Regions from separate parts of the Homo sapiens genome. Here all the other regions are linked to region 5. Evidence: chromatin contacts called from ENCODE Hi-C or POLR2A ChIA-PET data. All regions are on one chromosome and are shown on one strand. The core of a region is the stretch at or near the end of the contact, and the rest is flanking DNA. Distances in the headings are between cores, read along the strand shown. Region 1 holds the start of DYNC1LI2 (dynein cytoplasmic 1 light intermediate chain 2). Region 2 holds the start of ACD (ACD shelterin complex subunit and telomerase recruitment factor). Region 3 overlaps LOC100505942 (a long non-coding RNA gene). Region 4 holds the start of GFOD2 (Gfo/Idh/MocA-like oxidoreductase domain containing 2). Region 5 holds the start of TMEM208 (transmembrane protein 208).

The links. Hi-C counts contacts between places; a loop is a spot of excess contacts on that map. ChIA-PET counts read pairs that join two places held with the same protein, here RNA polymerase II (POLR2A). Pooled maps may share reads with other maps.
Region 1: a pooled map shows a loop between it and region 5 (10-fold over the local background). The contact joins the promoter of DYNC1LI2 here to the promoter of TMEM208 in region 5. A Hi-C loop is called at or near these places in 6 of 50 pooled maps. POLR2A ChIA-PET finds 5 or more read pairs at or near these places in 2 of 52 experiments (Caco-2 and activated T-cell).
Region 2: a loop to region 5 is called in a map of ovary, with 6 times the contacts of the local background. The contact joins the promoter of ACD here to the promoter of TMEM208 in region 5. A Hi-C loop is called at or near these places in 3 of 168 maps with a recorded cell type or tissue (dorsolateral prefrontal cortex, naive thymus-derived CD4-positive, alpha-beta T cell and ovary), 4 of 37 single-sample maps with no recorded cell type and 18 of 50 pooled maps.
Region 3: a loop to region 5 is called in a pooled map, with 3 times the contacts of the local background. The contact joins the enhancer-like site here to the promoter of TMEM208 in region 5. A Hi-C loop is called at or near these places in 4 of 50 pooled maps. POLR2A ChIA-PET finds 5 or more read pairs at or near these places in 2 of 52 experiments (HepG2 and PC-9).
Region 4: a loop to region 5 is called in a pooled map, with 20 times the contacts of the local background. The contact joins the promoter of GFOD2 here to the promoter of TMEM208 in region 5. A Hi-C loop is called at or near these places in 10 of 50 pooled maps. POLR2A ChIA-PET finds 5 or more read pairs at or near these places in 2 of 52 experiments (T-cell and activated CD4-positive, alpha-beta T cell).

The regions. Positions count from the first base shown.
Region 1 is chr16:66,749,085-66,753,900 of GRCh38, reverse strand. DYNC1LI2 (dynein cytoplasmic 1 light intermediate chain 2) reads left to right here and starts at 2,292. Exons shown (of 13, transcript NM_006141.3): 1 at 2,292-2,416; 2 at 2,555-2,628; 3 at 4,588-4,704. The coding sequence starts at 2,310. It overlaps DYNC1LI2-DT (DYNC1LI2 divergent transcript), which reads right to left and starts at 2,149. Exons shown (of 2, transcript NR_133569.1): 1 at 1,001-2,149; 2 at 1-905. RefSeq lists an enhancer at 1,936-2,651 and a silencer at 1,865-2,664.
Region 2 is chr16:67,658,421-67,663,361 of GRCh38, reverse strand. It overlaps ACD (ACD shelterin complex subunit and telomerase recruitment factor), which reads left to right and starts at 3,102. Exons shown (of 12, transcript NM_001082486.2): 1 at 3,102-3,240; 2 at 3,317-3,459; 3 at 3,567-3,660; 4 at 3,749-3,825; 5 at 3,943-3,987; 6 at 4,099-4,133; 7 at 4,283-4,434; 8 at 4,546-4,642; 9 at 4,721-4,807. The coding sequence starts at 3,142. PARD6A (par-6 family cell polarity regulator alpha) reads right to left here and starts at 2,402. Exons shown (of 3, transcript NM_001037281.2): 1 at 2,261-2,402; 2 at 1,685-1,907; 3 at 588-1,466. The coding sequence starts at 2,323. The coding sequence ends at 715. ENKD1 (enkurin domain containing 1) reads left to right here. Exons shown (of 7, transcript NM_032140.3): 7 at 41-417. The coding sequence ends at 201. RefSeq lists silencers at 2,136-2,615, 2,926-3,035 and an enhancer at 3,189-3,772.
Region 3 is chr16:67,520,008-67,524,893 of GRCh38, reverse strand. The region is part of intron 1 of LOC100505942 (a long non-coding RNA gene); the gene reads left to right. It also overlaps a transcript of RIPOR1 not described here. Among named protein-coding and RNA genes, the nearest start is that of RIPOR1, 6.4 kb to the left of the region's middle. RefSeq lists an enhancer at 3,304-3,563. Within about 2 kb of position 3,258, at least 39 of the 41 ENCODE cell types and tissues checked have a DNase peak (open chromatin) inside an H3K27ac peak, as active enhancers do.
Region 4 is chr16:67,717,631-67,722,487 of GRCh38, reverse strand. GFOD2 (Gfo/Idh/MocA-like oxidoreductase domain containing 2) reads left to right here and starts at 3,172. Exons shown (of 3, transcript NM_030819.4): 1 at 3,172-3,325. RefSeq lists silencers at 3,255-3,304, 3,365-3,414 and an enhancer at 3,775-3,854.
Region 5 is chr16:67,224,514-67,229,367 of GRCh38, reverse strand. It overlaps TMEM208 (transmembrane protein 208), which reads right to left and starts at 2,238. Exons shown (of 6, transcript NM_014187.4): 1 at 2,144-2,238; 2 at 1,437-1,532; 3 at 954-1,013; 4 at 737-873; 5 at 487-571; 6 at 90-392. The coding sequence starts at 2,149. The coding sequence ends at 255. It also overlaps the pseudogene FBXL9P. RefSeq lists an enhancer at 2,086-2,435.

The DNA of each region.
Region 1 (4,816 bases), core at 1,043-3,542, 480 kb after region 5:
CACCCTAAGAAATCCAGCCTGACTGGCATGGGGGGCTAGCTTCTTTGTTAGCATCAGTGAGGTTTTATGGGTTCTACCCTAAGATGTTTCTTGGCATTCTACATGACCAACTCTTAGATTATAGTTAATACAGTAATGACGTTTAGATTATCATTTTTATTTCAAATAATTTCCTATCCTATTCCTATGCATTTTTAAATTAAATTTTACTTTATTTGACAGTCTTACTCTGTCGCCCAGGCTAGAGTGCAGTGGTGTGATCTCAACTCCCTGCAGCCTCTGTCTCCTGGGTTCAAGCAATTATCGTGCTTCAGCCTCCCAGGCAGCTGGGATTACAGGCGGATGCCACCATTCCTGGCTAATTTTTTTTTTTTTTTTTTGTATTTTTAGTAGAGACGGGGTTTGGCCATGTTGGACAGGCTGGTCTGGAACTCCTGACCTCAAGTGATCCGCCAGCCTCGGCCTCCCAAAGTGCCGGGATTACAGGTGTGAGCCACCGTACCTGGCCTTCCTATGCTTTTTTGTTAAACTCTTCCACAGGACTTTAATAGTTCCTGCTAAATTTCAACTTGTTAGATTTAGTCTCTGCTCAGTTTGTCATGCAGTAGATAAGGCAACCCTTCCTGCTTCAGGTCATCCACAACTTCCATGACTGCTGCTGTATTCTTATCCAAGTCACTGATGGCACCCTGAATTGGCTGGCCAGGGCAGGAGGTTTGGGCAGGCCCCTAGCAGCCTCATCTGCTGGTCCCTCCTCTTCATCAGCCACCTCTGGGCTAGTCTTTAATAAGCCTCAGTGCTATCATCCAGCATTGATTTCACTTTCGCATCTAAGATGTGAATTGTCAAATGCCCTGTTGAAATCTGCATTTGCTGTATCTGCAGCATCCGCCTACCTGGTACTCCTGCAAAAAAGAAAGATACTGTGTAAATCTGGTATTCTCTTTTCCTTTAGTGTTTAATCACAAAATTTCACTTAGTGCTGATTAAGCTCACTGGCCTGTAATTTTCATCTCCATCTTCTGTCCTGTGAAAATTCAGCACTGCTTGCCCTTTTAGGACTTCTGGCACTTTGCCTGATTTTCCCAGATTTCCAAGGGAGGAACTCAGTGGGTTTTCACTCTCGTCTTGTTTAAACCTTACATCCAGTTTGGCAGATGATATGCCCATTTGTTTTATCCCGTAATTCATGCCGCCAGATTTTTTGGCATCAGGATCACAATCCTACTCATCTGAAACCTACTTAGGTGGTGCTTTTCTGCCACATTCCACTTCCTTGTGATATTTAGAAATGTCTTGTTAGCCTGTTTCCATAGAGAATGGCAAGAGCCCTCAAGTAGAGGCCACACCTAAAATTAAGCTTGATAATGGAATGTATGTTTTTCCTTCGGTTACTCTCCGCTCTTTCCCTTTTCCATCCCCTTTCCTTTTATTTTTCTCCCCGCTCTGCACCTGCCAGCTGGCCCCCAAGGAAATTAAGGGCTCCTCTTCTGGTGTGAAATGCTGGCTCCCTGAAAACATCATTTTAAAAAGCATGTTAATAAAGCAAAGCCAAGTGTATTATGCACTGCGGTCAAGAGCACTACTTCACAGTCTTTAGTCTTCGGAGGAGGAGGGGGAAATGCAGGATATTTATGAGGATTCTGGGGTCTTCCTTAAGGCTAGTCTTTCAATGCAGGGCTTGAGTAGGGTTAGGCCAAGTTCATGATATAATGGTCCAAGGTTGGGGAATAAATTAGAAGTACCGAATGTTATCTTCTAGCCTTGGGTCCTTGGGTGGGTTTCTTAAATTTTTTGAGCTTCAGGTTCCTCATCTGTGAAAGGGTTAGATAAGATTCAGTGAGATAATGTGTGACTCTGGCACATGGTGAGCTCTAGATAAATGGCGCTTTTGTGTCCATCAGTCTCATTCCCAAAGCCTAGGCTTTCGGGTCGGTCATCCGGCTGCCCGACCCGCGACGGCGCAGGGGAATCGGCGAGCGTGGCGGGGTGCTGCGCTGCGCCCCTCAGCCGGCAGAGGCCGCCAGCGCGCCCTCGGTCCGGACGGTGCCCGCCCCTGCCACCGCCTCCCCGCGCATGGCTGCCCCGGCGGCTGCCTGACCGCCGCCCGCCACCTCGGCGGCCTCGCAACCCGTGGGAGCCCGTGGCCATCGCAGACCTAGAGGACACGTTGGGCGGCGCAGTCGCCGCGGCAAGGTCGGCGGGCGGCGCGGCGCGAGGGACGGCGAGCGGGGGGCGGCCCGGCCCGGGTCCTCGCGGGTCCTCGGCGGGCCCGGGGGAGGGCCCTCTTTGTGGCTGCAGTTGGCAAGATGGCGCCGGTGGGGGTGGAGAAGAAGCTGCTGCTAGGTCCCAACGGGCCCGCGGTGGCGGCCGCCGGCGACCTGACCAGTGAGGAGGAGGAAGGCCAGAGCCTATGGTGAGGCCGCGGGCGGTCGGGCCGGGCCGTGGGGGGCGCGGCCTCTGGGCCGGACCGTCGGACACACTGAGGGGCCGACGCGAGCCGGGCCATCCCAGCCCGGCCCGGGGCTGACCACTCTTGCCATTGTCGCCACAGGTCCTCCATTCTGAGCGAAGTGTCCACCCGCGCCAGGTCCAAGCTGCCGTCCGGCAAGAACATCCTGGTCTTCGGTGAGCGCCGGCGGCGGGGCGTTGCCCCAGGTCGCTGGGGTGGGCGAGGCGGGCGCCCCTCCCTCAGGTCCCCGCCTTCCCCGTTCCAGCCGCCTGCCCGCAGCCTGGCGGGAAAGGGACCGTCGGCCCTGGCCGGTCAGCTGGAGAGTGGTCAAGCCTCCAGCGCCTGAGGGTGGGATGCTGCCCTCTTTGGAGAGCGTAGTGGTGCTTTGGGGTTGTCGGCATATTGTTTCAGTCACTTGGCCCTCTATGCCTTCATTGCCTCGACGGTTACCAAATTGAGGTCGTGGAGAGGGGAAGCTAGTAGATGAGATTAGGTGGAGAAGGTGGGAGAACGAGGTGACCTGGGCTCGGAGCTGTGGGGAAATGACCACGGGAGCCTTCTTTGAGCCTCATCAGTAGTGCATAGTCCGAGGTTTTAGGGACTTTGCAGAGGACAGAGAGTCAGCACTGGGGACGTTTCCTCCATTATGCTAGCCCTCACTGCTAGGTTACCTGAGTCAGGTCCCTTACTCCCTCTGGCCTCACTCTCCTCAAGTGAGGGAGTTTGGGTACATTCACACAGCAAGTCCATTTGTTGCTTGGGACCTGTGGGCTGGGCACAGGCTCAGCATAGGCGACTCTTAAACACTATAGAAGAATCTCAGTCTGGTGGAAGACAGATGTATTGGTGATTGCATTGCACCATGCCGATTATTGTGGAAGCATTACACTGCTTAGAGCTGGTGAAGGAGGATGATTCGGGGGTTGAGTATTTTGCAGAAAAGTGTCAGTATGCAGGGACACAGATGACAAGAGGGTGTGGGGTTTGGAAACTGCTAGAAGCGCCTTGTGGTTGGTGGCTGCTAAGGTAAGTTGGGGGCAGATTGTGGGAAGGCTGAAGAGTTAGTGCTGTTTCCTGAAGTTCTCTGATTTTTCAAATGGCTTTTATCTCACCTCCATCCCCCAATTCCCATGGGAATCACTGCCTTGGTAGTTTTCCTACTGTTAGAATGTGTGACCTTTCTCAGGAATTGACTGTGGTAGGTAATACCGGACCCTTAGAGATCTTCAAGAAGTGGGGGATCAAGATCACCAGATCTGAGTTTTAGAAAGAACGCTGCCTGCAGAGGGACAGTAGCTCAAAATGAGCAGGTACTGAAGTCAGGCTGACAGGTCCTCACCTTGGTCTGGATGCAGAGGGCCTGAATAAGGTAGAGGCATTGGAGATGGAGAGGAGGTCTTTGATCTGTGGACTGACTGCCTTTCAATTCTCATGTTCTGTAATTCCATATTATTAAATGGCAGAAGTGCCTAGTAATGTTTGGCGATGGTTCTCCTTGATGTTTAAGGATCCGGGGAAGGGGGGTGTTGTTTGGGTGGAGGGAGATGAAGAAGTGCTTAATAATTAACTGAGATTGTACTGAAGAGTTTTGCTAGGTCTATAATTATTTTCGTCAGTTTCTTAGCCTTCAGAATGTTTGTGAAGGAGATGTACTAAAATCAAAAGTGAATAACTTCCATTCTTCACCATTGTGAAGCAGGATCAGACTTTTTTTAGTTCACAGTACCTGGACTTTTAGGTTAATTGTATCATATTTTGAAGATTTCTTGTTTTTCTTGTGGTGAAACTTTTTCTTGTGAGAAACTAACCCTACCTTTTACTTTCACTTCTCCGAATGCATGTCTTATAAATTATAGATAGGGCCTGTGGACCTGCCTCATTATTTCCCTTTTGAAGTAAGGATAACTGCAGTAGAATGTCATTTTAGATCTTGGAATTTGCTGCCTTTACCACCCTCTCCTCCCCACCCTCCCAACCACTCTTCCAGCAAAGTCCTTTGTTTATGAAAGCAGGTGAGACTTCAACAGCAGACTTTGCATGAAATTCTTAGTTTCTCCGTGTCATGTGAGTGTCATGCCTCCCCATCCTTGCCCGGAATAAACAGTACACCTTTGTCTTGCAAACATCCTTTGTAGGTGAAGATGGTTCTGGTAAAACAACCCTCATGACTAAACTACAAGGAGCTGAGCATGGCAAAAAAGGAAGAGGCCTAGAATATCTCTACCTCAGTGTCCATGATGAGGACCGAGATGGTGAGTGAAGCATTGGTCCCATGGTAAGGGGGTGTATGCAGGACTCTGACTGCTTCCTTGGGTGCAGTTCCTGCAGCATGGCCAGGCATTCTCAGTTTTCTGTTTGGTTCTC
Region 2 (4,941 bases), core at 1,853-4,352, 430 kb before region 5:
CCAACACTCACTGTTCTCACTGTTCCCGGGCCCCCTGTAGGCCAGAGCCAGCTGCTGCGTGAGCTGGTACTGCTGCCTGCTGGGGCAGACTCACTGAGAGCCCAGAGCCACCGTGCTGAGCTGGACCGGAAGCTGGTGCAGGTAGAGGAGGCCATCAAGATCTTTTCTCGGCCCAAAGTCTTCGTGAAGATGGACGACTGAGCCCCTTTGGGGGACAGTGGCAAGGAGCTCCATGCTGAGGATCGCCACATGGCTGCAAAGGACAGGGTTGGACCCAATCCCAGAGCAGAGGTCTGAAGACAGGAGCAGGGGGGTGGCCAGTGTCCCTAGAGCACTCTTCCCAGTCACCAGTGGCTGCAGAAGGGCCACCCTAGCCTTTTAACTGCTTTGTCAAAATTAAACATTTTGTACACAGGATTTGTTTCCATAAGAGCTTTTCTTACCCTAAAAATGCCAAGCCTGGTGGCCCTCCTGCTGCTTGATTGCAGGAAGTTCTCCCCAATGTCACTCCTGCCTTAGTCCAGAGCAGAAGGCAAGCTGGTGAGACCAGGGAGGAGGCTGGAACTGGGACACACAAGGACCATGACTGTATTTGTAGAAAACCTTTAATGTTCCCCAGGCTGAGGGAGCCCTGTGAGCCAGCTAAAAACCCCCACTGTGAAGTCCCTGCCATGTCCCAGCAGTGTGGAGTGGCATGGGGCTTCATCCTGACTGTCAGAGGCTGAAGCCACTACCATCTCCTCGAATGCGACTCCCCCAGCCAGAACTGGCCTGCTCCTGGTCATCCAGGGAGGGCAGAGAGCTGCGGGTACCAGGATGTCGGCAGCCAGGGTGCAGGTCCCAGCACGGGGGCCCCTGAGACAGCCCATTGGAACTGGGAGGCTGGCGGTTCTCAATGACCAGGTCACTGCTGTCATCGTCACTATCAGGCTCAGCAGGCCCAGGCCCTGCAGAGGGAGGACCTGTCAAACGCCCAGATGCCCCTCGCACCACGTTATTGCGCTGGTTGGCGGGCTTGACAGTGACAATGAGGTTATGGCTGTTGGCAACCATCATGTCCGTCACTTGGTCCAAGGTCTTCCCGGCTACTTCAATGCCATTGACCTCGAGGATCTCATCACTGACCGCCAGCAGCCCTGTACTCTCAGCCAGACCCCCACGTACCAGGCGGGAGATGAAGATTCCTGGAACCCGCTCCAGGCCCTGGGGAGCCACACGCACGCTCATGCCATCTCGGATGTAGAAGCCCAGGGGGCGGTCTGAACCATGCTTGTGCAGCCGCACCCGTCGGTGGGTCTCAGGCAGTAGGTCCACGTCTATGACTGAGGAAACCTGGCGGAAATCTTGGGGCAGGCTGATTAGCAAGGGTGGCCGGGTGCGCAGGGGTGCCACTGGCCGCAGCAAGAGCCCTTTCTTGCGCCGCTGCAGAGAGTTGGAGGCAAAAGCCAGGCCGCTGGAGTCAGCTTCTGCTGCAGAAGAGGGGGGATGTTGAGATCAGAGACCTGCTCCCCGACTTGGGCTGTTTACAGGGGGCACTGTAGCTATTTCCTACCACTTAGAGGTCAAGCCAAGGGCAGGGACTGCAGAGGGTGACGCTTGGGTACCCTGGGCATGGACTAACCCTTGTAGACCTGCCCCACAGACACCTTACCCCACAGAGGCTGCCCACTGTACCCCTCCTCACCCCGCTTCTGCACCAGTAGGCGCAGTGGCGGGGGCCCGCTGGCCAGGGCCCGGTGCAGGCTGTCGTCGTTGGTGAGGGGCAGCAGGTCGCCATGAGCATCCGTATAGCCAAGTAGCACGTCCAGGCCCGGGATCTGGTGCACCGCCCGCAGCAACCGCGAGAACTCCTGGAAGCCGCTCACCGAAGCGCGAGGCAGCGCGAAGCGTCGGAACTCGGCGTCAAACTGGAAGTCGGGGTTGGGGGAGAGGAGGAGTCAGGACAGCCTGCGCCCCTTTCTCACCGCAGGCTGGCAGGAATGGGAAAGATGCGGCTGCCGCTTTTGCGGCAGCCTTAAGCCCAGACCTCAGCTCCAGTACCAGGGACGCTGTCCAAGGTCTTCTTACCGCCCTCCAGGTACTCAGGCCACAGAGAGCTGGAGACCAGCAGTGGAGGAAGGAAGACGGATGGGGGAAGGCGAGCAGAAAAGCAGAATGGGACTTGGAGGATAGAGGGAAGAGGTGGCGGGGACCAAGGAGCTGGGAAGGGGAGAAAGAGGGAATTGGGAGCGCCTAGGGCCGAGGCCGGAGGAGCCCTTACTTTGCTCTTCACCTCGACGATGCTATCGGGACTGCGCGCCGGAGTCCTCTGCGGCCGGGCCATGGCGGGGCCGGGCGGGCCGGGGACGGTGCCCCAGGCGGCCCGCCGAGGCGCAGGTGCACAGCCCGGCCGGCCCGCCCGCGCCGCCCCGCCCCTGGCGGTAGCACACGCCCCGCCTTCCCATCCGGAGCGTGACGTCAAGGGGGCAGCGACGCAGAGTGGAACGCGGAGTCCACGTTTCCTAGGAAACGGAGCCGTGGATGGAGAGGAGCCGTCCTCCGCTCTTGCGTCATCACGCTGAGGTCCGCGCGCCCCCGGAGTCTGGGGAGCAGGGCTCCGCCAATCCGAGGGGAGGGCGAAGGAAGTACCATTTATTTAGCGCTGTGTGTGTGCTCTTATTTCCACTGGCCTTACAAGACCGTGCACTGTGTAGATGAGGAAACTGAGTCATAATAAATATGTGCTGAACCGTTCGGGGGTCACACGGTGCTGAAATGGTTTCGAGTCAACTCGCTCGGACGGCACTCGGCCTCAGCCTCCGGCCCTGGAACCCTCTCCAGGGACGGGACCAGCCCTTGTTCTGTTCCCTACCGGTACCACAGGAATCTTGACGAACGGCCCAAATGCCTGGCCGCTGTCAGAGTGACGCCGCGATGAGAGTAAACGGGCCAGCATCCCGTGCACCAGCGGGGTGGACCAGCGGGAGTCTGCACACAGGCCCCCGAGCAGGACGCCCTCGTGCGCAGGCGCGGGGTGTACGTGGGCGGGGCCTCCTCCTCCGGCCCCGCCCAGCGAAGGAGCTTCCTCTTCCGAGGAAAGGCGGGGCCTGGGCGCCCGCGGGAAACCCGGGCCCGTTGCATCCGCTGGGTGTAGCCGTGGGGATGGCAGGTTCGGGGAGGCTGGTCCTACGGCCCTGGATTCGGGAGCTGATTCTGGGGTCAGAGACACCCTCCAGTCCACGAGCCGGGCAGCTGCTTGAGGTGAGCCCCCATTCAGGGCCCGGAGACCGAGGCGGAGGCCCGGGGTGGTGGGATTGACGCCGCTCGCCGCCGTCAGGTACTACAGGACGCCGAGGCCGCGGTCGCGGGCCCATCCCACGCCCCTGATACGTCCGACGTCGGGGCCACGCTGCTTGTGTCTGACGGGACCCACAGTGTCCGATGCCTGGTGACGCGGGAGGCCCTGGACACCTCGGACTGGTGAGAGGCCCCGCGCGGCTCTGGAGGTCGGAGTCCGGCAGGAGAGCGCGAGGTGGGCGGGCCTTGTGTTCAGGTGGGCCCGGCAGTGAGGATCCTGCTTGTTGCAGGGAGGAGAAGGAGTTCGGCTTCCGCGGGACAGAGGGCCGGCTGCTGCTGCTGCAGGACTGCGGGGTTCATGTCCAGGTCGCTGAGGGCGGCGCGGTGAGTGGTGAGACTGCCTTGGGCGGGTTACCGGGCATGACTCTTCGTGACGATTCTGAGACCCCCCCTTCCCCCCGAACTCCTCCAGCCCGCAGAGTTCTATCTCCAGGTGGACCGCTTCAGCCTGCTGCCCACGGAGCAGCCCCGGCTACGGGTGCCTGGTTGGTAAGTGATGCCTCCGCCCTCCAGCAGCTCTCCCCACCCCAGCCTGGCCGGCGCTGGCAGACGCCTATGGGGTAGGAGGGCTTGGGCCCCCATTAACTACCCTTCTCTTTTTCTTAGCAACCAAGACTTAGATGTTCAGAAAAAGCTCTATGACTGCCTTGAGTGAGTCTGGGGTTGGGCTCGGGGGCCACGTGTTGTTTGGTGAGGGGATGGTGTATCTAGGTAGACAGGCCTCAGCATGGTTCCTGAGTCCTGGCCACTCTCTTCCTGTAGGGAGCACCTTTCAGAGTCCACCTCGTCCAATGCAGGTACTGTAGAGCTTGACCAGTGATCCTAACACGCTGTGCAGTGATCTCTCCAGCCTTAACCTTATGCTTCCTCAATAAGCTGTCTTCCCCCTCACCCTCCTGGTCCTCCCCTTTAAGCCTTGACTCATCCCATGGTCCCCTGTCCCCAGGCCTATCACTGTCCCAGCTTCTGGATGAAATGCGGGAGGACCAGGAGCATCAGGGGGCACTCGTGTGCCTGGCTGAAAGCTGCCTGACACTGGAGGGCCCTTGCACAGCACCCCCTGTCACCCACTGGGCTGCCTCACGATGCAAGGCCACGGTCAGTCTGGGGATTTGCTTGGGAGATGTCAGGGTGAGGAGTTGGGCAAGGGTCATATCCCACAGGACATGAGAGTAAACGGGCCTGTCCTACAGAGTTCATGTCCCACAGGGAGAAGCTGTGTACACTGTCCCCAGCTCAATGCTGTGCATCTCTGAGAATGACCAGCTAATTCTGAGCTCTCTAGGCCCCTGTCAGAGGACACAGGGTAAGGGGGACTGGAGAGGTTGGGGGGATACCTGGGGCCCAGGTCCACAGTGCTGATAAGACTTCCTGAACCCCCCAGGCCCTGAGCTGCCCCCACCAGACCCGGCTCTGCAGGACCTATCTCTGACCCTCATAGCCTCTCCTCCTTCCTCACCCAGTTCCTCAGGTGAGGTGATGCACAGGTCACAGGCACTCACTGCCGCCTGTCAGTCAGGTTCCCGGGCTGCGCAGGATGCTGTGAAAGGTGCACGGTGGGTGGGGGATGAACACGGTCCCTGCAGTCCTGTCTGAGCTCGCAGG
Region 3 (4,886 bases), core at 2,009-4,508, 290 kb before region 5:
GGCACTGTGTGTGTGTATGAGGGGAGGCAGGAGGCCTCAAGGAGGCTGGTGCAATTTCCAGCCCAGTGGATGGTGGCCTGGGCCAGGGTAGGGGCCGTGGGGATGGAGAGGAGACATTTAAGAGATGTTCAGGAGGCAGAATGCAGAGCTTGGTGACTGAAGGGATGTGGAGTCTGGAGAGAGGGAGACATCCCAGATGAGGCAGGGGCTTTGGGCCTGGGTGATGGGTGGATAGTGGGATAATGGTGTTTTTTAATGAGGTGGGGAGGCCTGAAGGATCTGGTTAAGGGAAAGGTAATATGGTCAGTTTGGGCAGGTGGCATCTGAGGGATCTAGGGACCACCAAGGAGGAAGTGTCCAGAAGGCAGCTGGACAGGCAGGGAGAAGAGAGAGGGGTCTGAGCTGGAGACATCTTCTGGGGGGAACAGTGGTCAACTGGGTCACCAAGAGATCAAGTAAGGAAAGGCCCAAAGCACCACGGCCTGTTGGAGCACTTCAGTGCATGGTGGGGCAAAGGCAGGCTTGGAGGAGGTAGGTATGAGGCTTGCGGGTATACTTGACCCACCACCAGCCTCCACACCCCTCCAGCCCCAGCCTGGACTCTACTTTCCTTTGTGTGTGTCAAAAGACAAGAGCCAGGGATGCTGCTCCACATTCAAGTCCTGGCTTTACCACTGTCATCAGGCTTCTCCTAGAGCCATTTCTCCTTTCTGATGCTTTAAGTGCACCCATCCGTTTAATCGTTAAAATTGCTATTTGAAGAAGTGCCGCATCTCATTAATAATCAACACAATGCAAACACAAACAACAGGAGACACTATTTTTTTTTGTTTGCCTCTGAGATGGGCAGTGATGAACATGATGTGTGAGGGGACACTCAAGAGAGTAGGAATTGGTTTAAATGTTTAAGGGTAGGCTGGGTGTGGTAGTGGCTCACACCCGTAATTTCAGCACTTCGGGAGGCAAGGTGGGAGGATGGCTTCAGCCCAGGAGTTAGAGACCAGACTGGGCAATATAGTAAAACCCAGTCTCTACTAAAAACACAAAAATGAGCACGCCATGGTGGCGCATGCCTGTAATCCCAGCTCAAGAGACTGAGGTGGGAGAATCGCTTGAGCCCAGTAGGTTGAGGCTGCAGTGAGCCGTGATTGTGCCACTGCACTCCAGCCTGGGCAACAGAGCGAGACCCTGTCTCAAAAAAAAAAAAAAGTTTAAGGGTAGTTTTTTCAGAATTTATCAGGATGGCAAGTGCAAACCTCCCTTTCACCAAATTTCAGCAAATTTACCCCAAAGAAATAGCTGTTCATGCAGGAAAACATCTGTGCCAAAAGATGTTGACTACTGTTTTTTTTTTTTTTTTTTTTTTTTTTTTATGGAGTCTTGCTCTGTCACTAGGCTGGAGTGCAGTGGCGCGATCTCGGCTCACTGCAACCTCTGCCTCCCGGGTTCAAGCGATTCTCATGCCTCAGCCTCCCGAGTAGCTGGGGTTACAGGCACGCGCCACCATGCCCGGCTAATTTTTGTATTTTTAGTAGAGACAGGGTTTCACCATGTTGGCCAGGCTGGTCTCGAACTCCTGACCTCAGGTGATCCACCTGCCTCGGCCTCCCAAAGTACTGGCTTGTTTAATCAGGGACAGAGGGATGACATAGTCCCGCAGTGGGAGATGGAGGGTAAAGGAGGTGCACATAGGCCTGAGATGTTCCATAGCCACTGCAAATGGATGGCAGGCATGGATTGAGCATGTGCTATGCGCCTGGCATCATTCTGGATGCTGGGGACACAGTGACAGACCAGTTCAGCAAGGCCCCTGCTCTCAAGTTTACACTCTGCCAAAGGAGACTGACAATAAATGAGTTAACATATAAACAAGATGATTTCAGAGAGAGGGAGAGAGGAGAGCTGTGAAGAAGCCAAACCAGGTAATGTGGTTTGGAGTGGTGGGGCTGAGGGGCTGCTTTCGTCAGGTTGGTCAGGGAAGGCCTCTTTGAGGCAGTGACATTGGAGCTGAGACTTGAGTGACAGGAAAGAAACAGTCACTGAACAACCCAGAGGAAGAGTGTCCCAGGCAGAGGGAACAGCAAAGGCGGGGGGTTGGGGGGCTGGGAGGTGAGAATGAGCTAGTGGTAGTTGAGCCATGTGGGCTAGAGGAGAGGTCAGGAGGTGAGGTCTGAGAGGTGAGTGGGGTGAGGGCGGGGTAGGGAGTGAGGGTTTTATATCTGAACATGGAAAGGCACTCAATATAATAAGCATGGTGGAGGCCGGATGCAGTGGCTCATGCCTGTAATCCCAACACTTTGGGTGGCTGAGGCGGGCAGATCATGAGGTCAAGAGATCGAGACCATCCTGGCCAATATGGTGAAACCCCGTCTCTACTAAAAATACAAAAATTGGCCAGGCGCGGTGGCTCACGCCTGTGATCTCAGCACTTTGGGAGGCTGAGGCAGGTGGATCACCTGAGGTCAGGAGTTCGAGACCAGCCTGGCCAATATGGGGATACCCCGTCTCTACTAAAAATACAAAATAAGCCAGGCATGGTGATGTGTGCCTGTAATCCCAGCTACTCGGGAGGCTGAGGCAGGAGAATTGCTGGAACCTGGGAGGCGGAGGTTTCAGTGAGCCGAGATCGCGCCACTGCACTCCAGCCTGGGGAACAGAGCAAGACTCTGTCTCAAAAAAAAAAAAAAAAAAAAAAAAAAAAATCTGGGCGTGGTGGCACACGCCTGTAGTCTCAGCTACTCGGGAGGCTGAGGCAGAAGAATCGCTTGAATCCGGGAGGCAGAGGTTGCAGTGAGCTGAGATCGCACCACTGCACTCCAGCCTGGCGACAGAGCGAGACTCTGTCTCAAACAACAACAACAACAACAAAAAACATGGTGGAGTGGAGAAAGTTCCAGAACAGCCTGCATAGCAGGAATCTCCTCAGGTGAGACCTGCATCCATCGGTCCTGAGAGCCACAATGCCCGTCATCTCTGGGCGTTGTACTTTCATTTGGTTTATTTTCTTCTTTGTATTTATTCATACAAATAATGGTTTGCAATCAACATGGCATCGTTTTCAAAAGCAACATGGCCATTACTTATTGGGCCATCTCCAGGCTGGCCTCTGCACTGAGGAGGTGTAAATTTCTAGGCTTGGCAATCGCTTCCCTGGGGACACCGCCTGAGGCTGGCCAGTGTCGCTGTCATTGTCCCCGCTAGTCCAGCCTCGGCCTCCAGGGGGAGCTGTGAGCTGGGCGGTGCTCTGCTGGTTTGGGCAAGGGGTGGGGCGATTGACTGTGTGTCTCGCGGTCTGGGCTGGGCGTCCTTCCTTCCTTCCTGACTCCTTTCTCCTAAGGGACAAGTGGGAGGGACGTCTTCGCCTCTCCCAGCTCATGGGATGAACTGCTCCCCTGGGACCCTTTCAGCCCAGGCCCCCTGACAAAGGAAGGCTGCAGTGTGTGGTGCATAGTTTATTTCTGTGAGTTGCTAACGCTAGGTGAACTGCTCTGACAGAGATTTGGAGGGTGTGGTGGTAGGAGAGACCCGGCCACCAGGCATCTGGAAATTCCCCCGTCCCATCGGATGACGACCTGGGGCTGAGAATCCCCAGGCGGAACCCGACTCTGCTCCTAAGAAGTAAAGTTGGTCTTTGGCGCCACCGTCTGGGAAGTGTCTACACTGCAGTTACGGACTTGGCAAAATACCGCCAGCTCAAGGGGGTGCCCCTGGCGGCCAGTCCTGGATTCAAGAACAGTCACTGTAGAGTGCAGTGCACAACCTGTTCGGTTCTGTGTGACAGCTCTGCTGACACTCAGACCTGATCACGGATCCTGGGAACCCCACCACTACCATTAAAACCCCCTCCATATGCCAAAGCCTCTTCAAGAGGGAGAAATGCTCCCTGTCCCTCCACTTCTCAGTCCTCTCCTCCTTTGACCTTTCCAGGTGTGTTGGGCACAGCTGGTCCTCCCCATCTTCTGAAGCGTCCTTTGGCTTCTGTGATCCAAGAGAAGGATTTCTAGCTGCTTCTCTGGCTATCTCCCTTCATGCCCCTCAGTGAGCTCCTCCAGGAGCTCAACCCCCTTACCTCATTTTTTTTTTTCTTTTTTTTTGAGATGGAGTCTCACTCTGTCGCCTAGGCTGTAGTGCAGTGGCACTATCTCGGCTCACTGCCACCTCTGCTTCCTAGGTTTAAGCGATTCTCCTGCCTCAGCCTCCTGAGTAGCTGGGATTACAGGTGCACACCCCATGCCCAGCTAATTTTTGTATTTTTAGTAGAGACGGGGTTTCACCATGTTGGTCAGTCTGCTCTCAAACTCTTGACCTAATGATCTGCCTGCCTCGGCCTCCCAAAGTGCTAGGATTACAGGCGTGACCCACAGCACCTAGCCACACCTCATTCTTGATACTTCTCTCCAGGGTACAACTTCAGGGCCTCTTTTCTTTTTTCTCTTCTCTTCTCTTCTCTTCTCTTATCTTCTCTTCTCTCTTTTCCATCCCTTCCTTCCTTCCTTTTCTTTTCTTTTTTTTTTTTGAGATGGGGTCTCACTGTCACCAGGTTGGAGTGCAGTGGCGCGATCTCAGCTCACTGCAACTTCTGCCTCCCAGGCTCAAGTGATCCTCCCACCTCAGCGTCCTGAGTAGCTGGGACCACAGGCACACACAACCATGCCCGGCTAAATTTTTTTGTATTTTTGGTACAGACAGGGTTTCACCATGTTGTCCAGGCTGGTCTTGAACTCCTGAGCTCAAGTGATCTGCTAACCTCAGCCTCCCAAAGTGCTGGGATCACAGGCATGAGCCACTGCACTCGGCCCTCAGAGTCTTTTTTTTTTTTTTTTTTTTTTTTGAGACGGAGTTTTGCTCTTGTGACCCAGGCTGGAGTTCAATGGCGCCATCTCGGC
Region 4 (4,857 bases), core at 1,923-4,422, 490 kb before region 5:
CCCCACAAAAATAAGGTATTAAGAATACATTTCAGAGCCAGGTGCAGTGGCTCACCCTGTAATCCCAGCACTTTGGGAGGCCAAGGCAGGCAGATCACCTGAGGTCAGGAGTTTGAGACCAGCCTAGCCAACATGGTGAAACCCCGTCTCTACTAAAAGTACAAAAATTAGCCAGGCGTGGTGGCGGGCGCCTGTAATCCCAGCTACTAGGGAGGCTGAGGCAGGAGAATCGCTTGAACCTGGGAGGCAGAGATTTCAGTGAGCCAAGATCACACCATTGCACTCCAACCTGGGTGACGAGTGAAACTCCATCTCAAAAACAACAACAACAACAACAAAAACATTCCAGGGCCAGGTGCATTGGCTCACGCCTGTAATCCCAGCACTTTGGGAGGCCAAGGCAAGAGGATCGCTTGACCCCAGGAATTCGAGGCCAATCTGGGCAACATAGACCCTGCCTCTACAAAAAATAGAAAAAATTAGCTGGACATGTTGGTGTCTGCCTGTGGTTCCAGCTTCTCAGGAGGCTGAGGCTGGAGGATTGCTTGAGCCTGGGTGGTTGAGGTTGCAGTGAGCCATGATTGCGCCACTGCACTCCAGCCTGGATGACAGAGCAAGGCCCTGCCTAAAAAAATAAAAAATAAAATTCCAAATATGCTCGCCTCAAATACTGCACAGTCAGAAAGTTTTCTGGGGGTACCTCTTTTGAGAGTTTGTTTTTGGGTTTTTTTTTTTTTTTTTTTTTTTTGAGACAAAGTCTTGCTCTCTCTCCCAGGCTGGAGTGCAGTAGCATGATTATGGCTCACTGCTACCTCAACCTCCCAGGCTCAAGTGATCCTCCCACCTCAGCCTCCCAAGTTGCTAAAACTACAGGTATGTGTCACCATGCCTGGCTAAGTTTTGTATATTTTATAGAGAAGTTTCACCATGTTGGCCAGGCTGGTCTCGAACTCCTGGTCTCAAGCAATCCTCCTGCCTTGGCCTCCCAAAGTACTAGGATTACAGGCGTGAGCCACGGCACCCAGCCTGACGGGTATTGAAATTAGCTTCCTGTCTCTTGCCTGAGGAGCAAGAGCTTGTTTCAAAATCCTCGCACCGTTTACTGTGTTAACATGGAAAGTTAACCTCTTTCTCCGAGACTGTTTCCCCATCCTTAAAACATGGTAAATCCTTCTGCCCCGTGGAGGTAGAGGATTATGGCAGATATACAGCAGTGTTTGGCACACAGGGATACACACAGTACACATGAGCATCCTTCCTCCATGAGGATGCCCAGTGGTGTGACTGGCCCACTCCTGCCTGCCCTGTCCCCGAGGCACCAGGGTTTTATGCAGAGGAGGGATACGGTAGATCATGCTGGTGTCCACCTGAAGGTGGTACTGGAGACAAATTGGAGCAAAAGAACCCAGGTAGGAGGCTGCAAAGAGGGCAGGTTTGAGAAAGATTTAGGAGAGAATTGGAGGTACAAGATGAATAACTGAATGTGAGGGAAATAGGAGAAGCAAGAGACAAGGCAAATGCAGACTTTGGTTGGGGGTGATGGGATGGATAATAGTACCACAAAATAACACAGAACAGAAGGGGGCAGGCAGTGGCTAAAAGTCACTGGAATTGGGAGGTTTGCCAGTAAATTAGGGGAGGTTTGCCAGTAAAAAAGTCACTGGAATTGGGAGGTGGTCCAGTAAATTAGGAAAACTGTCTTATGGATGTTCACAGTGATCGCCACCAGCTAATTAAAAGCTCAATCCTGTGTTAAAATGTGTTGCTTAACCCTGCACTTTCCAAACTTAAGTTACTACAGACTGTGTCACTCAGCAGAATCTTACAGGACTATTACTCTATAGAATGCTCTTAGGGAAGAGGTAGCATAAAGGGGAAAATATGGGTTTTAGATTAAGCATAAAGTCCTGGTTCTATATAAGTAAAGCCAGAGTAGGCTCATTTCCCCCTAGACTAGTGGTTCTCAACTGGGAATGATTTTGCTCCCAGGGAGACACTTGGCAATGTCTGGAGATATTTTTGGTAGTCACAACTGGGCTTGGGGTGCTACTGGCATCTACTGGGTAGAGCCAGGGATGCTGCCAAACATCCTACAATGCAGACAGCTCCCCCCACCCCTGCCCAACAAAGAATTATCAGGTCCAAAATGTCAATAGTGCCACTGTTGAGAAATCCTACTCAAGAAGAGTGGAACTCCGAACAATGACTAAGAAACAGATCAAACAGGCACATTTTGACTCTGCCTTCCTTCTGCCTGGCTCTAGAGGATCCAGGAGAGAAAGGATAAAATCCCATCAGAAGAGGGGGGGTTTAGGGGTTACAACTTCTCATCACTTTGGAAGCCTTCCATGCTCCTCACAGAGGTGGTAGGAGTCCTGTCTCCGCTCAAAGCAGGGATAGCTCTGCTGCTAGTTAGCATATCTCAGTAGGAACTGCCTCACGCTTAGGTCAGCTGACATATTCTGTCACCACAGGCTGCTCTGGAATGATGGCTGGGAGATCATCCTAATGCCAGCTGAGTGGGGATCTTGATACTCAGCAGGAGGGTCAGACAAGCAGGGACGGGGGCTCCCCATGCAGATACAAACCCCAATCACATTTCCTACACAGGCAGTTTTATTCTAAGGTCTAACGGCTTCCTTACTCTAGCGGATAGTTTGCTATTTGGTGGGGCATAGGCTTCAGTAAAGAGGCCAAGGGGACTGAGGTTACAGTCTTGAAGAGCACTGATATTTAAGGAACAATCAAAAAACATCCAGAGGAAGAGGAGCCCAGACAGGCACCTGAGAAAACGGAAAAACGAGTCACTGGGGGTCAGGGAGCCAGGAAGTCCGACGAGTTCGAGAGAACTGGCCTTCTGCAGATATGTCCTTGTCCAACACGAAACCGTCTTTCATTCCAGGACAACTGAGGCTACCCACAGCTACCAAAACCTGGTCCCTGACGCCGGTCAGCGGACCGGAGAGAAGCCAAGCTTAGGAAACTGCCGCCTCCGCCGCCGGAAATGAATAACCTGAGCCTCCTAGCCAGGCTGCTTAAGCTCCGCCCCCAAAAAGCGAGCATGCGCAGCTCCCGGCTACGGCCCCTCCCAGCGCAGGCCCATCCCCGTTATGGAGCATGCGCAGTCCTCCTGCCGTCCCGCCCCTCCCTTTCCAGAGCCCCCAGTTCCTTAGAAACCAGGCGGCGCGTTCCCGGTGGCGGCGCCCTGGACTCCCGGGCCCGCGCATCCCCGCCAGCCTTCCTTAAGGCGGATGGGTGGCCCCCGAGACCCCGTCGGACCCATGGTTTCCAGTGCAGCGCGGAGTGGGCGATGCCAGCGTGCCAGGTGAGAGGCGGCCACCGGTGGCGGGTGAGGGCGAAAGAGGGCATGGCGCGGCCGGGAGCGGGCGCCGACAGGGCCTTCTCCGCGGCCCGGCGCCGGAGGTTGGAGGCGTGGACCCGCAGAGCCGGGGTTGGAGGGGGCTTGTTCCAACTGCCTGCAGGCGCGTGGAGTGGAGGGTCGCCTTGGGATTCGCCCTTTCCACCGCAGAAATAGGACCCGCAGGCTTGGTGGTAGAATTATAGGATTTGGGATCCTGGAAGAACCTGAGACATAACCCATCCTTTTACCAGATGCAAAAACCTAGTCTCCCCCGCCCTGTGCCGAGCGGACCACCTGACTGTGTGAGGATGGACGCTTTGTGGATGAGGATGTGTGAGGTGTAGAAGCTCAGACAAAGGGCTCGTGGGGTAGCTGGTTCGTCCCCTTTCAGAATGAGATGGGACTTTTGGGGATAAATCTTTAAGAAACGGGTGTTCAGTTGACAGGTGGAAGAAGGGACACCCCAGAAGGTGCGAGTGGCTCTGCCAGCTCCCATGTGCCCTATGGCCACGTCTCAATGGCCCTGGCCTACCTTTGTATTTGTAGCTCTGGAAGGAAGCAGATGGACTTGAGACAAAAGGTGAAGTGAGGTCTTCCCATCAAGGCCCTATCACACTTAAAAGGTGAGGGAGGAAGAGTGGACAGGGACATGAGGGCTTGGGAATGGTTGTGTGAAGAGTTTACCCTCCAGACTACAGCACGATCTAAAGAACAAGGCAGGATAGAAGAGTTGAAAGCTGTATTGGATAGGCATCAGGGAAGCTTATTTAACTGTCTTATTTATGTTCATTGTTCCCATAATGTTATCCTGAGGGCAAGAAAGTGGATGTCCTTTTAAATGTCCAGAAAGAACTAGGGCAGGGCACCACCTTTGTGATCTGTGGGGCCCAAAAGCCTCTAAAGGAATAGCCCTTAGTGTGTGGCCCTTAAGTTGAAGGGAACAGCATTTAATTTAGAAAAGGAAGGCACTTAAATTTATTGTGATATGGAGCAATATAGAGAAGATGGTTGTTTTTGAGTCGGGGAAGCTAGATTCATTCTTGATAAGGAAACTTATTTCCTTCTGGAAAGCTACACTAGAGAACAAAAGAGTTTTAAGGCCATCCATTTTACAGGAAACGTGAAAAAATTAACTGCTTTGGGATTGGGAGTTTAGAGAACCTGCCTGGACCAAGAGAGGAAATTTTCAACAGACGGTTCTGTTGGTCGAATCCTTATTTCACAGATAAAGATTCTGTTGTGAGAGGTTATCTCTTACCACCTGGTTTTCCCACTTTGCCATGGAATAATCATTGGTCTGGGTCTAATTCTCTATCTATCTATCTATCTATCTATCGAGACGGAGTCTCACTCTGTCACCCAGACTGGAGTGCAGTGGTGCGATCTCGGCTCACTGCAATCTCCGCCTCCCAGGTTCAAGCGATTCTCTGGCCTCAACCTCCTGAGTAGCTGGGACTACAGGCATGTACCACCACGCCCAGCTAATTTTTGTATGT
Region 5 (4,854 bases), core at 989-3,488:
TCCCCACCAGGCTGGGTTTGTAGCAGGAGGGAAATCCCATAGGACCAGCTTTTCCTGCCTCATCCCTCATCACCCACACAGCCATCAGCCACATTCTAAGCCATTTATTCAACGACCCTATAGAGTATAAGTATACCCAATACCTCAGACTGCTTTTGGCCCCTGGACTAGACCCTCATTGCTCCAGGCATGAGGGGCTGTGCACCCTGACAGAGCCACCCAGGGCCAGTGGCCTGTGGCCACAATGTCAATGGCTATAACCGCTTCATCTGCCGCCGCTCCTGTCGGCGCTGCCGTTTCTCATTGTGCTCTGGTGCTGGGGTGCCACTGTCTGCAGTGAACCAGGGGCCCAGCACATTCACCCACAGGAGGTAAAGGGCCCGGCCTGGAGCCTACAAGAGAAACGGTAACTTGAAGCAAGATGCAGGGAATAAAAGATGGGGAGGGTTAGATGCCCCTTCTTGGGAGCGCCCCCAGCCCACATACCAGAAGCCAGAAGGACCAGACATAGAGAGAGAAGCAGCTGAGCACCTGCACGATGGCTGTCAGTAGGATCACATCCTTAAGGTGCCTGTGGATAGAAATAAAGCTGGAAAGACAGCATATGGGCCCTTCCACCCTTTTCAAGTTGCAACTCCCTTCCACCCTTTTCAAGTTACAAGTAGCTGTGCTTCTTGGGCTATCTGGGCCCCAGCCCTGGGGCCGCTCACCTGGGCTGGCGGTGGGGGACACTCACTCTGCCATGCCCTGCTCCATGTTGAGGTCCATGCCACCATCCATCAGGGCCCCATCCTCAGAGAACGCTGCTCGTGCCATCGAGCTCATAGAGTGGTAGCTGGCCCCATACACTGCCAGACTAAAGCCCAGGGCCAACTGCAGAGCAAGAATGAGGGTATCAAAGGCCAGCCACTGACCCTACGCACTCATCCACCTCCCAGGATGGAGATACTTACCCAGGCCCAAAATGAGGCAGATGAGTAAAAGAAGACCAACGTCACAAGGCAGTAAATGGCCTGCAAGCAATCACAGGATCAGGTTGGGGTCAGAAGTTACCTCCAAACCATGGGTCTCCCTCAACTCTGACCAAGAATTAGGCCAGGCTGTGGGAGGAGCAAGGTTGTTCTTACAGGGTTGAAGAAAGGGCCCTGCTCCCTGAATCCCAAATACCCACTCTCCTCTGACACCCAACTCAGCCCAGGAAAGAAGCCTTTGTGTACTTGGAGGTAGGAAGAGCTCTCAAATTCAGCTACGACTCACGCCTTCATTTTCTTTGTGTTTTACTAGTTAGCACTTTCTCTGTGCCCAGATCTCTCATTTCTTTTTGACTGGAGCTCTCTTCTAGAGCTTTTTCGGGTACCACTCCTCGTCACCAAGCAGGGCTGAGGACTAGGGAACTGACTATAAGTGGGCATAGAAGCAAGGAGGTAGGCACTTACATTGGCCCCCAGTATGATCCGCAGGTAGAACTTCAGAGTCTCTCTGTTCTCTTCAAATATCTGCTTCTTCCCTCTCGTGCCCACTTTGCCCTTGGGCTGCAGAGGAATGATGAGATGCCGTCAGGAGGCCACGGTCCTCCTCATTCTCCCCACCAGCCTGGTGAGCTATAGAGCTCCATCCGCAACTCAGCCAGGTCCCCGTAGTGCAGAAACCTAGCAAAATCCCTGGGATGTCCACCCATCCTCCAGTCCATTCTGCCTAGGGCTGACGCCATCTCTCCAGCACCCGCAGCTAGGATCAATCGCCTCTTGCTCGCCCTGGAACAATTCAATCCTAAGCTAATACCGCCTCTGGATCCCGTGGTAGTCTGGCTTTAGGCTAACGACTCTTCCAAGGGTACTCCTGAGCGGAGTTGAATGGTGCCTCTCTCAGGCCTCCGCTGGCGTAGTCCCGATCTGGGTTAACCCCCACCTCAGGTCACTTAGATCTCTGGCCTGCCCTGGTACTGATGCCCACCCCGCTCTGGCACTAGTCCTGGTATGGTCCTGCGCCGCCATCCCCCCAGCCCAGCTCTAGCACGGTCTGGCCAGGGATGGCGCCCCGCTCTGGCCCACCCCATATCCCTTAATGTTCTTTCTCAGTTTTCACTCTCACAGCCCCTGGAGAGCTTTGCTGGTGCGGACCCCGCCCTATCCATCCTCCTTACCGCCATGGTGCGAGGCAAATACCCAGCCCGGGAAACACGGGAGAGCGACCGAAACCGCAATCACTAAGCACCACATCGGCAGCTCATGCACTTCCGGCGCAGACCGAAGTCGTCAGCTTTTGCGACGGAAATAGGTCTCACTTCCTTCCCAAGCCCCGCCCCAAAGAGGCGAGACTACATTTCCCAGAAAGCCTTGCGCAGTGGGGGCGGAGGCGGCAGGGATGCGATGGCGGAGTCGCTGCCCCTGGAGGTGAGAGGAAGCCGCCCTCAGGCCTAGCTCTGGACAGGCCCCGCCCTCGCGGTCCTGAGCTTTGGGGAGGGGCTGTCAGATAGCTAGCCCGGCCCCTCCAGCCTGGCGGAAACGACCCGCCCTCCCGATCCCGGGACCTTCTAGCTCTGGGTAACGGTTCCTCCTTTGGGCCACTCTGTCCCTTTAGCTTGGGGGACCGTCCTCCCCTTCCCTATCGGCCCCAGAAGATAGCTGCCCTGTCATCTCCGCGAGAACAGGCCCTCTGCCCATCCCCTTCCCTTGAAGTGGCTGTCTCCTCCCCGCTCAGTTCTGGAAGATGTCCGCTCCATCTCATCGTCCCGAAGGGTAACTGATCTTATCCCCATTGGTCCCTTGGGATGATCTCTCCATTTCCTACAGAGACGGCCGCCCCTTCTCCCTGGCAGTGGGAAACAGACTGCTCCCTCCCCATCAACTGCAATGATCTCTGAGTTCCTTTAACAAGGATAGGCCTGTTCCCCATTCCTAGGCCCCTAGTGATGGCCGCCCTTACCTCTTTCACTCCGTGGGATGTTTGCTCCTTCCCCTTAGCCAGGGGCAAGACCACTCTGCCCCATCTGCCAGGGAGATAACAGGTTTTGTCTTCAGTGGCCTGTTGGAATGGCTTCTCCATCTCTTTTGTCCTGAGGGTTGGCAGCCCCCTCTCTCTGCCCATGGGAAACAGGCCACCCTTTCCCATCGGTCCTGGAATGATGCTCCTGTCCTTAGCAAAAATAGGCCTGTTCCCACCCCTATTGAGCTTGCAGTGCTATCCCTTTCCCCCTTAGCTTTAGGGGCTATCTATTTCCATCCCCATAGACCCCATGAGTGACCAATCATTATCTCCAGTAGCCCCCTTGAGATGGGACTCATGGGATGGTCACTCCATCCTCATCACTGCCTCCTCTTGTCCCTCTAGAAAGGCCACCCTCTTCTTAGGTCAATGAATTGTGTCCCTTCCCGACTCACCCCAAGGGATGACAGGTTTGTTCCCCTCTCCCTTTGCTCTTGGGCTGGCTGCTTAGCCCCAGAAGACAGGATGGCCACTGTCTTAACTCAGCTCAAACAGGCTTCCGTGCCTCCCTGGAGGGATTGGGACTTGGTCAGTCCCAGTCCCCATCAATACTGTCTTCCCTATGCCTCCCTTCCTGGCCCAGAAGTCTATTCTGCCAGTCATTGTCCTCTCAGTAATGACTGCTTTATTTCCCCGACCCCTTCCCTGAGCATACTCTTGGTGAAAATAGAGGTAGAGGACTGGACTGTCCAACCTTAATTTAATCCAGTAAGCACTGGCTGAGCACTGTGCCTGCGTGCTTGGCATCTGAGAAAGGAAGGAGAGATCACAATGGGTTGGTGAAGTTAAGCTTCAAGAAGGGGATCCCAGGGAAAAGGCCCGCATAGGCAAAAGGAAATAGACATGCTGTGTGCGTAGGGCAATGGGGAGACTGGACTGGGGAAGTTTGGGGACCAGCGAGTCCAATCAGGCACAGAGGCCTGGCAGTGCTGATCCAGGAGTGGAGACTGTCCTGAGAGTACTGTGAACCCTGAAGTTTTACAGCAGGGGTGAGCTGAAACTGAAAACTGTTTTATAGGAAAAATTAACCTTGTGACAGTGTGCATAATGTATTAGCAAGGATGAACTTGGAGGCAAAGAGTTCAGGTGGGAGATTGTGGAAGGAATCCAGGTTTGGGGTGGTAGAAATCTGAGCTACTGAGGTGGGGAAGTTGCAGAGGTAGAAATTTTAGTAACAGCAATCCAGCAACCATTTATGGAACATCTAGTTGTCACACACACACTATATATATGTAAAATTTAATCCCCATGAGGCTATGATCTAGATTTTTTTAAAGTATCCCTATTTTATAGATATGGAAACTGAAACTCCCAGAGGTCAAGTACCTTGTTTAAGGTCACACATCAGTATATGTGGAAGTAGTGGAGCTGGAATTTGAATGAGTTTAGGTTAGCCTGGCCTAAAGCCTGTGCATTACACCTGTATCTGGGAGGAAGGGACAGAATGGTTTGAATAGTTGAAAGTGTTATCAGGTAGATGCACTGTTGGCATTGAAAGGGGAATTTGGGAGGAGAGGCTGTTTTGGGCTGAGGGTAGAACATGAGTTTTGGTTGAGATTAAAGTGATGGCTAAACATTTGCATGGACAGTTGGCAATATGGACTAGCACTTGGATAATAGGACAATATGGGAATATTGAATTGTTGGTTATTCCTGTGTTGGTAAACAGAAAACCAAAAGACCCAGGTCTGAGCCCTGGGAGCCACAGAAGAATCCAAAAACGAGACAATTGGGATGCAGGGAGGAAGATTCCAGAAGAAAAGAAGAGTTAATATCAAATCATTCTAGGCCTCACTGGTAACCCCTTCCCCAGTCCCATTTAGGACCTCTAACCTCACCACCCCCTAGGTGGGGGGAAGGGCCTGAGCC